Linked DNA regions of Homo sapiens: region 1 is linked to region 2. Evidence: read pairs that join two places in POLR2A ChIA-PET (ENCODE). Cell type or tissue: GM12878. All regions are shown on one strand.

Region 1 (8,000 bases), 290 kb before region 2:
GTATTTTCAAAACTTTGGGGAATTTTTTGTAGAGCTTGAAGCTTTTTTTTTTTTTTTTTTTTGTCGCCCAGGTTGGAGTGCAGTGGCACAATCTTGGCTCACTGCAACCTCTACCTCCCTGGCTCAAGTGATTCTCCTGCCTCAGCCTCCCGAGTAGCTGGGACTACAGGTGTGCGTCACCATGCTGGCCAATTTTTTGTATTTTTAGTAGAGATGGGGTTTCACCGTGTTAGCCCAGGATGGTCTTGATCTCCTGACCTCATGATCCGCCTGCCTCGGCTTCCCAAAATGCTGGAATTAGAGGCATGAGCCACCGTGCCTGGCCGCTTGAAGCATTTTTATAATTAACATAGAAATATAGCAAATGACAATAAACACATCAATAGTTATATGCTACTTTTGGTTTACAAAAACAAAAGTATAGAATACTTTTATTTTTTCTTTTTGAGACGGGGTCTTGTTCTGTCACCCAGGCTGGGAAAGCTGGGAGGTTTAGCTTGAACATGGCTCACTGCAGCCACGATCTCCTGGGCTCAAGGATCCTCCTGCCTCAGCTACTCGTGTAGCTGGGACTGCAGGCACACATCACCACACCCAGCTTATCTTTCTATTTTTTTGTAGAGAAGGAGTCTCATTTTGTTGCCCAGGCTCTGCTTCCCACTTTGGGAAGTGGAGGTGGGAGGATTGCTTGAGCCCAGGATTTCAAGACCAAGGGCTCAAGTGATCCTCCCACCTACACTTCTCAAAGTGCTGGGATTACAGGTGTGAACCACCACACCTGGCTTTATAAAAATACTTTCGGCCCGGTGTGGTAGCTCACACCTGTAATCCCTGCACTTTGGGAGGCCGAGGTAGGTGGGTCACTTGAGGCCAGGAGTTTGAGACCAGCCTGGCCAACATGGTGAAATCCCATCCCTACCAAAAGTATAAAAATTAGCCAGGTGTGGTGGCTGGTGCCTGTAATCCCAGCTACTTGGGAGGCTGAGGCACAAGAATTACTTGAACCCAGGAGGCAGAGGTTGCAGTGAGCTGAGATCACGCCTCAGCACTCCAGCCTGAGTGATAGGGTGAGACTCTGTCTCAAAAATAAAATAAAATAAAATAAAATTCATACACATTGTCATTTGATTCTCACTGCAAAAAAATAACTTGGCCAAAAGCAATTAGCATGTTCCAAATGATAATCTATAGTTAATTCAGTTTTTCCAGTTAATCTTCGACCTTTGGATATTTAGGTTTTTCTAATTTTTCACTATTACAAACATCTCAAAAAAGAAATAATGGGGGCCAGATGCGGTGGCTCACGCCTGTAATCCCAGCACTTTGGGAGGCTGAGGTGGGCGGATCACGAGGTCAGAAGTTCGAGACCAGCCTGGCCAACATGGTGAAACCGTCTCTACTAAAAAATACAAAAATTCGCTGGGCGTGGTGGTGTGCGCCTGTAATCCCAGGTACTCGGGAGGCTGAGGCAGGATAATTGTTTGAACCCGGGAGATGGAGGTTGCAGTGAGCCTAGATTGTGCCACTGCACTCCAGACTGGGGGACACAGCAAGACGCCATCTTGGAAAAAAAAAAAAAGAAATAGTGGGTTAAAAATAAATCTGGAAATTAAGGCTATGCAATGCCTCACTGTGTACATCTAAGACTTGGCAATACTGAAAACACCTGTGTCAAGACTGTTCATTTGTAGCCCAATAGTAGTCAGACATAACTGCTAGGCTGACCAACTTGCTTTTGTTCAGATTTTATGCTGTCAGTGGACAAAGCTAGTGAATGGCACATCAGGACTAGAATTTAGGTTTCCTGACTCTTAAGCTCTCTCACCAAGAAGAAAAATGGGAGATAAACTGGAACAGTGTAGATTGGAATTGAGCCCTCTCATAGCTAAGGAGTTGAGAAATATAAACTTTAACCCCTTGGACAATGGGAACCTTTGAAGGTTTCTGAGCAAAGGAGTGACAACAGGGTTCTCAAAATAATATGACATGGGTGTTAAAAACCCTTATTTGGGGCCAGGCACGGTGGCTCACACCTGTAATCCCAGCACTTTGGGAGGCCGAGACGGGCGGATCACGAGGTCAGGAGATCGAGACCATCCTGGCTAAAACGGTGAAACCCTGTCTCTACTAAAAATACAAAAAATTAGCCGGGTGTGTTGGCAGGCACCTGTAGTCCCAGCTACTCGGGAGGCTGAGGCGGGAGAATGGCGTGAACCCGGGAGGCGGAGCTTGCAGTGAGCCGAGATCGCGCCACTGCACTCCAGCCTGGGCTACAGAGCAAGACTCCGTCTCAAAAAAAAAAAAAAAAAAAAAACCCTTATTTGGTTGTGTGATCTTGATTTGATCTCTTAACTCTGTTTTTAGGTTCTTTATCTGTAAAATGGAGATAATGAGAAGGCCAATCTCAGTTACTTTGAGGATTAATTCTGAGGATAAACATGGCAAGGGGCTTAGCATATTGCCTGGCACAGTGTTAAAATGAATGGTAGCTGTTATTTTTTTTTTTTTTTCAGACGGAGTCTCGCTCTGTCGCCCAGGCTGGAGTGCAGTGGCGCGATCTCGGCTCACTGCAAGCTCCGCCTCCCGGGTTCACGCCATTCTCCTGCCTCAGCCTCCCAAGTAGCTGGGACTGCAGGCGCCCACCACTACGCCGGGCTAATTTTTTGTATTTTTAGTAGAGACGGGGTTTCACCATGTTAGCCAGGATGGTCTCAATCTCCTGACCTCGTGATCCGCCTGCCTCAGCCTCCAAAAGTGCTGGGATTATAGGCGTGAGCCACCGCGCCCGGCGGCAGCTGTTATTTTTGAGGAAAGTGATGTTACTGATGACAGTGATGATTTGGAATTCATTGGACGGGATGAAACAAGATAGGAAAAGCAGCCACAAATAGTCAGTGGAAATGGAAGTAAGAAAGATACTTGGGGTCCGGGCGCGGTAGGTCATGCCTGTAATCCCAGCATTTTGGGAGGGCGAGGCAGGTGGATCACCTGTGGTTGGGAGTTCGAGACTAGCCTGACCAACATGGAGAAACCCCGTCTCTACTAAAAATACAAAATTAGCCAGGTATGGTGGCACATGCCCATAATCCCAGCTACTTGGGAGGCTGAGGCAGAACTACTTGAACCTGGGAGGTGGAGGTTGCGGCGAGCCGAGATCATGCCATTGCACTCCAACCTGGGCAACAAGAGCAAAACTCCGTCTCAAAAAATATATATATACTTGGGGCCTTCTCGAAAGAAGGCACAGTGGTGGGATCACAGGGACACTGCTAACTGTTCTTAGGGAATAACGGAGAAGGTTCAGTAGTAGTCACTAGGGCATTAGAAAAAAATGAGTTCATCACTAAGAATGATTTAAATGTCTTACCTTTCAGTTACCATCAAAAGTATCATACCATGATTCACTTGGGGCTTGTACCCATACCCTTTATCCCTACCCCAGGCCCTCGATACCCATAAAAACTACCAGTGGTATTATGGGAGGGGGTGATGAATGCGACATGCCCATAGTACCCTGAGGCCTACAGAGAAATCAGGGTATCCACCAGCCACTGAGCATGCTCTCAAAGACTGGTGGAGGGGCTGGGTTCAGCTGGCACCAGACAGACAGCTGGCGTCAGACAACCCCGCCCATCTCAGGTTTCAGTTACTATTCCCAAGAGAGAGATGGAAGAAGGGTAAGGCTGAGTTCGAGAGGTGTGGGTCCTCAAGGGAGCTGCTGCAGTTCTGAAGCAGACTTCAGGGAAGGATGGAACAAACAGCTTTTAGCCCTACACTTGGGGATAAGCTTAGGTTTCCAGGTGATGCCCAAGGGATGTGGAAGGGCTGGAGGAAGCTGATCTCTCAGCATAAAGGAAGCTGTCTTTCTCCCTTGTTACATCTATAACTTGTCTCAAATATCCAGCTCACAGTTCCACTAACTGTTAACAAAGCCAACTCGAGCTCACACCAGACTCTAAACCTTCAGAGCCACACAAGAGTTAAGGTTACAGTGAGCTCCTATTGCTGCCAAAAGTGGGTTTTAAAGAACTAGGGTCTGTCCCTTTCCTGAAGAGTACTTCCTCCATATCATTGCAGGGCACATGCGCATGCGTATAGGGGGGCTGTGGCCGATTGATGAATGGGTGCAGCAGTTTGGAAACTCTAACGGGACTGACCTGGGTCCTCCTTGTCTTGCTCCAGGTGCTCTGGGCCCAGTGTCACCATGATTCACTTTTGTTTGGCCCACACGGCCTATCGCTTGCACTGCTGGCTGCTGAGAACTCACCAGCTCAGGCTGTAAGTGTCCCTCCTCAGCTCACTGTGACAATAAGGAGTTCATTTCTTTCTCTGGCAGTCTTGAGGCTTAAAATTTACTTTTAATTTTAAAATTACTAATCTTGGGCTGGGTACAGTGGCACGTGGCTGTAGTCCCAGCCACTCGGGAGGCTGAAATTGAGCCACTGCGTTTTGGCCTGGGTAGTTACTGATCTTTATTATTATTATTATTTTTGGTAGAGATGGGGTCTCGCTGTGTTGCCCAGGCTGGTGTCAAACTCCTGGCCTCAAGTGATCCTCCCACCTTGGCCTCCCACGGTGCTGGGATTAGAGGCATGAGCCACCACACCTGGCCAAAATAACTGATCTTTATGTTTTAAAAACACTGAGATGTAAATATTAACATAACATTAAGCCAGGGTTTTTTTGTTTTTGTTTTTGTTTTTTTTAGAGATAGGGTATCGCTCTGTTGCCTAGGCTGCAGTACAGTGGCACAATCATTGCTCACTGCAGCCTTCAAATCCCAGGCTCAAGAGATCCTCCCACCTCAGCCTGCCAAGTAGCTAGTACTACAAGCACACGCCATCACTCCTGGCTAAAAAGTCAGTTTTTTAAAAATCAACTTTTCGAAAACAATAGTAATTCTGTTTGGCTTTCCCTATCGCATATTTCAGGATGCTCAGTATTAAACCTGTGTTGGCTAAGAGTTAAGTAACATGGCTGACCTCACCACCTCTCAGGATTTACACCTCTAAAAGGGTGCTATTCCTTTCAAAACAATAACTTTAAGCATGTAGCTATGTTCTTGTTCCAACAATGCTGCCATTAAATACTCTTGGGGGTATATTTTGAAATTGCATATTCTTTTGAGTACCTTCACTGGGGATAAATCTGTCTTTGGAGGGTATATTTGATTTCTGTGAATCCCCTAAAGTTATTCAGTGCTAAACCCAATTAATAAAATAATCAAGGTGAATTTAATAGTTTACAGTGAAGAAGGGAGTTAGAATGATTAGTTAATGGTGAGATTTTCTTTCTTTTCTTTTTTTGGTGGGGGGACAGAGTCTCGTTGTCGCCAGGCTGGAGTGCAGTGGCGTGCAATCTTGGCTCACTGCAACCTCCACCTCCCAGGTTCAAGCCATTCTCCTGCCTCAGCCTCCTGAGTAGCTGGGATTACAGGCGCATGCCACCACGCCCAGCTAATTTTTGTATTTTTAGTAGAGATGGGGTTTCACCATATTGGTCATGCTGGTCTTGAACTCCTGACCTCATGATCTGCCTACTTTGGCCTCCCAAAGTGCTAGGATTATAGGCGTGAGTCACCGCACCCGGCCTCTTTTTTTTTTTTTTTTTTTTTTTTTCCAAGATGGAGTTTCACTCTTGTCCCCTGGCTGTAGTGCAATGGCACGATCTCAGCTCACTGCAACCTCTGCCTCCCGGGTTCAAGCGATTCTTCTGCTTCAGCCTCCTGAGTAGCTGGGATTACAGGCGCCCGCCACCACACCCAGCTAATTTTTGTATTTTTAGTAGAGATGGGGTTTCAGTATGCTGGCCAGGCTGGTCTCAAACTCCCGATCTCAGGTGATCCACCTGCCTCGGCTTCCCAAAGTGCTGGGATTACAGGCTTAAGCCACTGTGCCCGACCAAGATTTTCTTACATGCCATGGAAACTACGTACACGTAATCTCAAAAGAATTTCAAAAATGCTTTGAGCAGTAACAATTTTCATTTGCTTGTGCAAGTTGTGGTAGGTAGATTAACTCTCAGTTTGTCAGTTAACAGTCAGTTTCCTCATTTAAAAAAATGGAGAACCACAGTCCTATGTCATAGGATTTTGTGCATATTAAATTAGATAATGCATGTAAAATGTTTGACACATTTGTCTACCAATTATGAATATTGATAACTTAGTATTACTTGCAGGTTGTTTTACATTAATTTACAGTCATGATAAAGGAACCAAGGTTCTAAAGATTCCCTAAAGATCAGTATCAACAGGCTGGGAGCAGTGGCTCACACCTCTAATCCCAGTACTTTGGGAGACAGAGGTGGGCGGATCACGAGGTCAGGAATTCAAGACCAACCTGATCAGCATGGTGAAACCCCATCTCTACTAAAAATACAAAAATTAGTCGGGCATGGTGGTGTGCTTCTGTAGTCCCAGATACTCAGGAGGCTGAGGCAGGAGAATTGCTTGAACCCAGGAGGCAGAGGTTGCAGTGAGCTGAGATCACACCACTGCACTCCAGCCTGGGTGACAGAGCAAGACTCTGTCTCAAAAAAAAAAAAAACAAAACAAAACAAAAAATCAGTATCAACAAAGCCTGCTAAATAATGGGAGAACAATAAGTAGTAGCTATTTTAATATTCTTATTGAAGTATTATTAGATAGAATTTTATTAGAATGCAATGGATCTCAATTCAATCAGAAACACCATCTCTACTAAAAACACAAAATATCATTATGTTTAAAACTTTATCTCTGTAGTTAAATGTAACATTATCACCAAACAGAACCTGAATTTGTTTTCTGGAAGCTATTTCATCACTAAACGAGTAATGTAAAATGTTAATTGCAGCCTGCCCCATGTTTTCTGCCCCTATTACCAAGGGCAATCACCTACTTCACTTCTTTGAAAAGCCAAAAATCTCAATATAGTGAAGATAGCTGTGGGTAAACTGAGCTTAACTTTTAATCCACACTTACTTCTTCTGGTATAGAAAGCCATTAAATAGGAGACAATGAGGGGACCAATGTCTCAACTTACAGATTCCCTGGAGACCAGTCCCAACGGTCTAGCGTTAGCTTATGTCTGCAGGGCTGAGGGTGACAGGCACGCCCGACCTGATTATTACTTAATATGTTCTTTCAGATTCTGTCTTCGAAATTATTCTTAGCGGAAACAGTCTGTTAATAACTTTAATTCTAAAAAAAAATCTGAAAACTGAGAATCTACTTAAGCGAGGGGGAGTGACAGGAAGCTGCAACACTCCTTGTAATTAGCCGAACTCAAACTCACCAGCTTCTATTACAGAAAGTCTGTGTAAAATAAGTCATTTTTCCTTACTAGAAGTCAGAATTCCCATGAAATAGTTTTTCACCAAAATCGCAAATTAACGTGAATTTAAAAACTGGTAAATAAGGGCTGGGCACGGTGGCTCACACCTGTAATCCCAGCACTTTGGGAAGCCGAGGCGTGGATCACGAGGTCAATAGTTCGAGACCAGCCTGGCCAACATGGTGAAGCCCACTCTCGCGTGGTGGCGCATGCCTGTAATCCAGCTACTCGGGAGGCTCAGGAAGGAGAATTGCTTGAACCCGGGAGGTGGAGGTTACAGTGAGCCAAGATCGCGGCACTGCAAGAAACAGAGTGAGACTGCGTCTCAAAAAAAAAATGGTAAACAAGACTGGGCACGGTGGCTCACACCTGTAATCCCAGCACTTTGGGAGGCTGAGGTGGGCGGATCACCTGAGGTTGGGAGTGTGAGACCAGCCTGACCAACATGGAGAAACCCTGTCTGTACTAAAAATACAAAATTAGCCTGACATGCTGGTACATTCCTGTAATCCCAGCTACTCAGGAGGCTGAGGCAGGGGAATTGCTTGAACCTGGGAGGCAGAGGTTGCAGTGAGTTGATATCCCACCATTGAACTCCAGCCTGGGTGACAAGAGCGAAACTCCACCTCAAAAATAAAAATAAAAAGGCCAGATGCAATGGCTCATGCCTGTAATCTTAGCATT
Region 2 (8,000 bases):
CAATAAAACAAACTTCCTGTAGAATTATGGAATTAGACCAGGCAAGACAACTGTAAAATCTCAGCAGGAATTATTAAAATGTAGAAGGAAGGCCGGGCGCTGTGGCTCACATCTGCAATTCCGGCACTTCGGGAGGCTGAGCTGGGAGGAATGCTTGAGCCCAGGAGTTCGAGACCAGCCTAGGCAACATAGCCAGACTTCGTCTCTACTAAAAATCAAAAAAATTAGCCAAGGCCAGGCATGGTGGCTCATGCCTGTAATCCCAGCACTTTAGGACGCCAAGGTGGGTGGATCACTTGAAGTCAGGAGTTCGAGATCAGCCCGAACAACATAGTGAAAACCAATCTCTGCTAAAATACAAAAATTAGCCAGATGTGGCGTTGTGCACGACTGTAATCCTAGCTACACGGGAGGCTGAGGCAAGAGGTTTGCTTGAACCAGAGAGGCAGAGGTTGCAGTGAGCTGAGATCGCACCATTACACGCCAGCCGGGGCGACAGAGGGAGACTCTGTTTCAAAAAATTAAAAAAATAAAAAAATTAGCCAGGTGTGTGTGATCCCTGCTTACTTAGGAGGCTGAGGCAGGAAGATGGGTTAAGCCCAGGAGGTCAAGGCTGCAGAAAACCGTGAGTGAACCACTGCCCTCCAGCCTAGGTGACAGAGCGAGACCCTGTCTCAAAAAAAAAAAAAAAAAGTAGGATTAAAAAAGTGGATTATACGTTGCATGTACGCCTCATACAGAAAGATGAACCTGTGACCTACTCAAACATAAGCCCTTGGCCATCTGAGAGCAGATCAGGGAACCAATGTACACTGACATATTTTAAGTGAAAATGAAATATTTATTGGGAAGGGAGAAATAACAGTAGCTGGCATCCATAGCAGCTTCTCCAGGTGAGTGCTGCTGGAGAGGTATATAGGACTCTGTGCGGCTAGCCACGGAAAAAAATAAAATAAAATGTTTACATTTGAGGTAATGCATCTTAATAATTCTCTACCTGAACCAAAGTCAGTTACTCAACCAACAAAGCACATTGGATAAAAGTGCTATTAAACTATTCGTTTCTCCACCAGGCACGGTGGCTCACACCTATAATCTCACCACTTTGGGAGGCCGAAGTGGGAAGATTGCTTGAGCCCAGAAGTTGGAGACCAGCCTGGGCAACACAGCAAGACCCCTGTCTCTACCGAAAATGAAAAAAATTAGCTGGGCATGGCAGTGTGCACTTGGGAGCTACTCAGGAGGCTGAAGCGGGAGGATCACTTGAGCTCAGGAGTTCAAGGCTGCATTGAGCTATGATGGCACCACTGCAGTCCAGCCTAGGAGACAGAGCTAGACCCTGTCTCTAAAAATAAATAAATAAATAATCTCGGCATTTCTCATCCTAATTGTGTCTAATGGTTCATCATCCTCTTTGGTACTAATCCACATTTTTAAAACTGGTTGGAGTCGCTGTGCTGGGAGTAGCGGAAGCCACAGAAAAAACATAAACATCTTCCCAGAGCACCCATTTGACTCTAAAGTTAGGGGAAAATATGCTTTATAGTAAAATAAACATGGATATATCATGGAATCGAATGTAAAATTAACATTAGCTTTAAAAATAGAAGTTGAAGCTTCAAAGCGAGGTCGCAGTTGGGGTGGGCGGCTGCAGGTCAAGAGCTGCACATCCCATCTCTTCAGGCTGGAGGGATGGTGGGAAAGTTGGAGAAACACAGCCCATCAGGGTCAAGGTTACTGCCAGCTGCCCGGCCATCTCCTACCCACTCCCCCTGGGAACCCGCAGCACAAGGGCTCCTGGGGTGCTGCCTTGTGAGCCTCACAGGTGACACCAGAATCCACTGCTGTGGCCAAGGTCACCTGAGGGCAGACCGCACTGTGAGCTGCCATACCTTCCAGTCCAGGCCCCTTGAGTGGGGCCAGGGGCGGCTCTTGCCACCACCCTGGGAGAGGAAGAAAATGGCCTGCTCAAGATCTCACTTCCAGCAGTATTTGCCTCAGATACCCAAGCTCCTTCCTACCTTGAAAGGCTAGAAAACGCTGACAAGGCCAGATGTAGTGGCTCATGTCTGTAATTCCAGCACTTTGGGGGGCCGAGGCGGGAGGATCTCTTGAGTCCAGGAATTCAAGAGCAGCCTGGGCAACATAGCAAAATGGGGTATTTATTGACACATGCTCTGTGCATTCCATCTGAGTCATTCATGGGAAGATCAAATAAGGTAATGGATGAATAAAGCTTACTACACCCTGCAAACCTCAAGAACTCATGACAGGAACACCTGTCATTAAAATCCACTCAGCTAGGCTGAGCAGGGCTCACCCATAGTCCCAGCTACTTGAGAGGCTGAGGTGGGAGGATCATTTGTGCTCAGGAGTTCAAGAGCAGCCCGGACAGGCCAGGCCTGGTGGCTCACACCTATAATCCCAGCACTTTGGAAGGCCAAGGTGGGTGGATCTCTTGGGCCCAGGAGTTGGAGACCAGTCTGGGCAACACGGTGAAACCCTGTCTTCCATTGAAATACAAAATGAGCGGGGTGTGATGGCATGAACCTGTACTCTTGGCTACTTGGGAGGCTGCGGTGGGAAGATCGCTTGAGCCCAGGAGATCAAGGATGTAGTGAGATATGATTGCACCACTGCACTCCAGCCTGGGCGACGGAGTGAGACTTTATCTCAAAAAAAGACCAGCCCCTGGACAGTAGAGTGAGACTCGTTTCTAAATAAATAAATTTTTAGGCCAGACGCGGTGGCTCACATCTGTAATCCCAGCACTTTGGGAGGTTGAGACGGGCAGATCACTTGAGGTAAGAAGTTTGAGACCAGCCTGGCCAACAAGGTGAAACCCCATCTCTACCAAAAATACAAAAATTAGCTGGGTGTGGTGGTGGGCGCCTGTGGTCCCAGCTACTCGGGAGGCTGAGGCATGAGAATCGCTTGAACCAGGAAGGTGGAGGCTACAGTGAGCCAAGATCGCACCACTGCACTCCAGCCTCGGTGACAGAGCGAGACTCCATCTAAAAAAAAACCAAAAACAAATTGTTTTTTAAAAATCCACTCCCTACCACAGTGTGGGCCTCAAAGATTCATTCATCCAATGGTAAAAACTGCAACTTTTTGGGTACCCATAACTTGGTCCAGGTGTTTCATTATTTCCAATCTTTACGACATCTCTACGACAATCCAGTCAAAGAGGTACTATCATCCTAATTCTCAGATGAGAACCCAGAAACTTAAATAACTTGTCAAGGTCCCCTACATGTTAAGTGTCAAAGCCAAGATATGAAGCCTGTAATTCTAAAACTCTTGCTTTTAATGCTAATCTGAAGCTAACCTTTTATTCATTTTCAAAACACGGTCCTGCTGGAGAAATGGAGCCATTCACATCTTAGGAAACTATCACATATTAGATGTGCTGCACTCAATTTACAAATAGACCACACATCATCACCGGTTTCCAAATGACAGCAGATGGGCTGTATTATTCAAATACTCATCACACCACACAATAGGGAAAAAAAGATTCATGACCTGGTCATGGCTCCTGGATGCTTGAAACCATCAGAAACAGAAGTTGTGGTCTGGGAGTACATCTCCTTTCCTTGGCTCTGAATATGAGGAACTTTTTTTTTTTTTTTTTTTTTTGAGGTGGAATTTCTCTCTTGTCACCCAGGCTGGAGTGCAACCTCTGCCTCCCAGGTTCAAGTGATTCTCCTGTCTCAGCCTCCTAATTAGCTGGGATTATAGGCACCCACCACCACGCCCAGCTAATTTTTGTATTTTTAGTAGAGACAGGGTTTCACCATGTTGGCCAGGCTGGTCTCGAACTCCTGATCTCAGGTAATCCACCTGCTTTGGCCTCCCAAAGTGTTGGGATTACAGGCGTGAGCCACCGCGCCTGGCAAGAAACATTTTTAATGGACTTTTTTAGAAGGATGTGTAACGAGAAAGTTGAGGTTTTTGTTTTTCCTCCTAGAAGAAAATTCTCATGAAGTAGTTCATTTGAGACCAATATCCTGATGTTCTTAACTTCCTCCTCAACAGCAGGTCAGCAGTAAAGAGGAAAATGCAGGCATCAAGCACACCCTGTTTGCGTGACTTTCCTCTCCTCCCTTAAGGCTCCCTGAAGCCCCCTCAAAACGAATGCCAAGGCCACTCTGAAGGGTTTAAGAGGTCTGGCGCAGGCTCATGCCCGTAATCCCAGTACTTTGCGAGGCCGAGGCAGGAAGATCGCTTGAGCCCAGGAGTTTGAGACCTGAACCAATGTATACTTTTCATGTACTGATTTATGATTTTACCTACAATTCCTGTCTTCCTAAAATGCATAAAACCAAACTGTAACCCAATCGTCTTGGGCACACTTTCTCAGGACCTCTTGAGACTGTTTCTTGGGCCATGGTCACTCATGTTGACTCAGAATAAGCCTGGGCAACAAAAGGAGACCTCCATCTCTACAAAAAGCTACAAAAATTACCCGGGTGTGGTGGCATATGCCTGTTGTCCCAACTACTAGGTGGGCGGATCACTTGAACCCAGGAGACTGAGGCTGCAATGAGCTATGATAGCTCCACTGCACTGCACCCTGGGTGACAGAGCAAGACCTTGTCTCAAAAAAAGTTAATTAGAAATAAAAATAATTAAAAGGTTTCAAGAGCAGGCATTATGGGCAGCAACCCAAGCTGGAGTCAAAGCCCCAGATTCTGTCCCCTGAAATACCTGAGGAATCCACCTGGCTGCCTCAGTTTCCCAAACAGCATATAGGGTCATCTGGATGTGAGCAGCGAACAGTCACCAAGACAAATTCTGGACTTGAATGAAACCATTAGTGAGTCCTTAGCCCCCATTTCCATGCTCCAGAGGCTGCAGGACCACAGCAGACTCAGAGTCCTGGAGACACAGCCCCGTCAGCCCCTACTCATCTGCTCAGGGAGCTAAGACCACATGGGAGAGGTTCACCGGCTTGCTCAGGGAGGCTCACACCCAGATCCAGTCAGCCAGCCGAGGACACAGTCTATTTGGACAGAAAGAGGTTGTCAGCTCCCCTTCTGGGACCATCTACCTCTAAGGCAGAAAAATCAATCTGCTATAGATTAAAACAAAATCAATCTTGAGGGAGAACAGAGACTTGTTAATTTATATTAATATATAATAAGAATGAGGGGAAGCATGGGAGAGGGTGAGGGATAAAAGACTACACATTTGGTACAGTGTACACTGCTTGGGTGACGGGTGCATCAGAATCTCAGAAATCACCACTAAAGAACTTACTCGTATAACTAAAAACCACCTGTACCCCAAAAACTACTGAAATAAAAATAAAAATAAAGTATTTGCCAAACCAAAAAAAAAAAAAAGAATAAGAACAGCTAATATTTACAGAGCATCAACTATGTGGAAGGTGATGTTCATTATCTATTTACCTTATTTAATCCTTCAGACAAACCTAGGAATGGGCCCATTAAGGTTCATTTTACAGACAAGGAAATAGAGGATCAGAGAAGTTAAGTAGGCACCTCAGAGTCACACAGCTGGGAAGTGGAAGAGCTACGGTTTGAATCTGAATCTGCCCACCACTAGAGTTCATGGGTTTAACTACTGCATTACTGAATTTCAAGATGAATCCAACTCCCGGGGAGTTGGTTCACTGGACAACTAAGGAAGTGCAGACCTCATGCTATACATCCAGCCAGTAAAGAGAAAGAAAGCTATTTAAACTCATTGGCAATAAAAGAACTAGGTTTTACACCAGGCGTGGTGGCTCACTCCTGTAATCCCAGCACTTTGGGAGGCGAAGGCGGGAAGATCACTTGAGCCCAGGAGTTCCAGACCATCATGGGCAACATGGCGAAACCCTGTCTTTACTAAAAAAAAAAAAAAAAAAAAAAAACAAAAATTAGCCAGGCATGGTGGCAGCACCTGTAGTCCCAGCTACTTGGGAGGCTAAGGTGGGAGGATCACTTGAGCCCAGGAGGTCGGGGCTGCAATAAGCTGTGATTGCTCCAGTGCACTCCAGTGTGGGCGACAGAGTGAGACCCTATCTCAAAAAAAAAAAAAAAGAAAAAGAAAAGAAAGATATGTTTTAAATAATTACCTCTGAGCCTATTAGCAAAACATTATTTCGGCCGGGCACGGTGGCTCACGCCTGTAATCCTAGCACTTTCGGAGGCCGAGGCGGGCAGATCACGAGTTCAGGAGATGGAGACTATCCTGGCTAACACGGTGAAACCCAATCTCTACTAAAAATACAAAAAATTAGCCGGGCGTGGTGGCGTGAGCCTGTGGTCCCAGCTACTTGGGAGGCTGAGGCAGGAGAATCACTTGAACCCGGGAGGCGGAGCTTGCAGTGAGTCGAGATTGCGCCACTGCACTCCAGCCTGGACCACAGAGTGAGCCTCCATCTCAAAAAAAAAAAAAAATTCTTTCAATATTATTCAATGCTGGCAAGGATGTTATGAAACTATTATATGTCACTGGGATAAATTGGTCACCCAGGCTGGAGTTCAATGGTGTGATCATCACCCTTGGCAACCTTGAATTCCTGGGCTCAAGCAATCCTCTCGCCTCAGCCTCCCAAGTAGCTGGGATTACAGGTGCATGCCACTGTGCCCAGCTAATTTTTAAAAACAATTTTTGGCTGGGCGCAGTGGCTCATGCCTGTAATGCTAGCACTTTGGGAGGCAGAGGCGAGCAGATTACCTGAGCTCAGGAGTTCGAGACCAGCTTGGAAAACATGGTGAAACCCCGTATCTACTAAAATACAAAAAATTAGCCAGGCATGGCGGTGTACGCCTGTAGTCCCAGCTACAGGAGGCTGAGGCAGGAGAATCACTAGAACCCAGGAGGCAGAGGTTGCAGTGAGCCGAGATCATGCCACTGCACTCCAGCCAGGGCAACAGAGCGAGACTCCATCTCTGAAAAAAAAAAAAAAATAGCAGGCATGGTGGCGCAAGCCTGTAATCCCAGCTACTGGGGAGGCTGAGGCAGAATTGCCTGAACCCGGGAGGCAGAGGTTGCAGTAAGCCAAGATCGCACCACTGCACTCCAGCTTGGGCGACAGAGCGAGACTCTGCCTCAAAAAATAAATAAGTAAATAAAAATTAAAAAAGAATTTTGTAGAGATGGGGGAGGGTCTCACTATGTTGCCCAGGTTGGTCTCGAATTCAGGTGTGAGCCACTACACCTGACCTCAAGCATTTATTTCTACTGATTTCAAGACAAAGCTTAACTCTTTCAACGAGTTGCCAATCAGAAAATCTTTGAATACGGCCAGGCATGGTGGCTCATACCTGTAATCCCAGCACTTGGGAGGCCAGGGCAGGTGGTTCACTTGAGCTCAGGAGTTCAAGACCAGCCTGGCCAACATAGTAAAACCCTGTCTCTACAAAAATACAAAAATTAGCCTGGTGGGTGCCTGTAATCCCTGCCACTCAAGAGGCTGAGGCAGGAGAATCACTTGAACCTGGGGGGGCAGAGGTTGCAGTGAGCCGAGATTGCACCACTGTACTCCAGCCTCGGTGACAGAGTGAGACTCCACCTCAAAAAAAAAAAAAAAAAAAAAAAAAAAAAAAGACCGGGCGCGGTGGCTCATGCCTGTAATCCTAGCACTTTGGGAGGCTGAGGTGGGTGGATCAACTGAGGTCAGGAGTTCGAGACCAGCCTGGCCAACATGGTGAAACCCCATCTCTGCTAAAAATACAAAAAATTAGCAGGGTATGATGGCGGGCGCCTGTAATCCCAGCTACTCTGGAGGCTGAGGCAGGAGAATCGCTTGAAGCCAGGAGAAGGAGGTTGCAGTGAGCCAAGATTGTGCCATTGCACTCCAGCCTGGGCAAAAGAGCAAAACTCTGCGTCAAAAAACAAAAACAAAAACAAAAATTAGCTGGGCATGGTGGTGGGCAGCTGTAGTCCCAGCTACTTGGGAGGCTGAGGCAGAAGAATAGCTTGAACCCAGGAGGCGGAGGTCGCAGTGAGTGGAGATCGCACCACTGCACTCCAGCCTGGGT

What was found. ChIA-PET counts read pairs that join two places held together with the same protein. Peaks named below come from ENCODE experiments on the same cell type or tissue, not always from the same donor. Only the 100,000 strongest peaks of a DNase experiment are listed, where the experiment ranks them.
Region 1: POLR2A ChIA-PET joins it to region 2 with 16 read pairs; 3 of 35 experiments call an interaction of 5 or more read pairs at or near these places.

What each region holds. Positions count from the first base shown.
Region 1 is chr1:9,956,992-9,964,991 of GRCh38, reverse strand. The region is part of intron 1 of NMNAT1 (nicotinamide nucleotide adenylyltransferase 1); the gene reads right to left. It also overlaps the pseudogene TMEM274P. Among named protein-coding and RNA genes, the nearest start is that of MIR5697, 6.4 kb to the left of the region's middle. In GM12878, no CTCF peak of the experiment used is centred here; DNase peaks (open chromatin) are centred at 3,671 and 3,881; H3K4me3 peaks cover 267 bases; H3K27ac peaks cover 659 bases.
Region 2 is chr1:9,665,793-9,673,792 of GRCh38, reverse strand. The region is part of intron 1 of PIK3CD (phosphatidylinositol-4,5-bisphosphate 3-kinase catalytic subunit delta); the gene reads right to left. PIK3CD-AS2 (PIK3CD antisense RNA 2) reads left to right here. Exons shown (of 2, transcript NR_126367.1): 2 at 1,074-1,367. Among named protein-coding and RNA genes, the nearest start is that of PIK3CD-AS1, 15 kb to the right of the region's middle. In GM12878, no CTCF peak of the experiment used is centred here; no DNase peak of the experiment used is centred here; H3K27ac peaks cover 556 bases.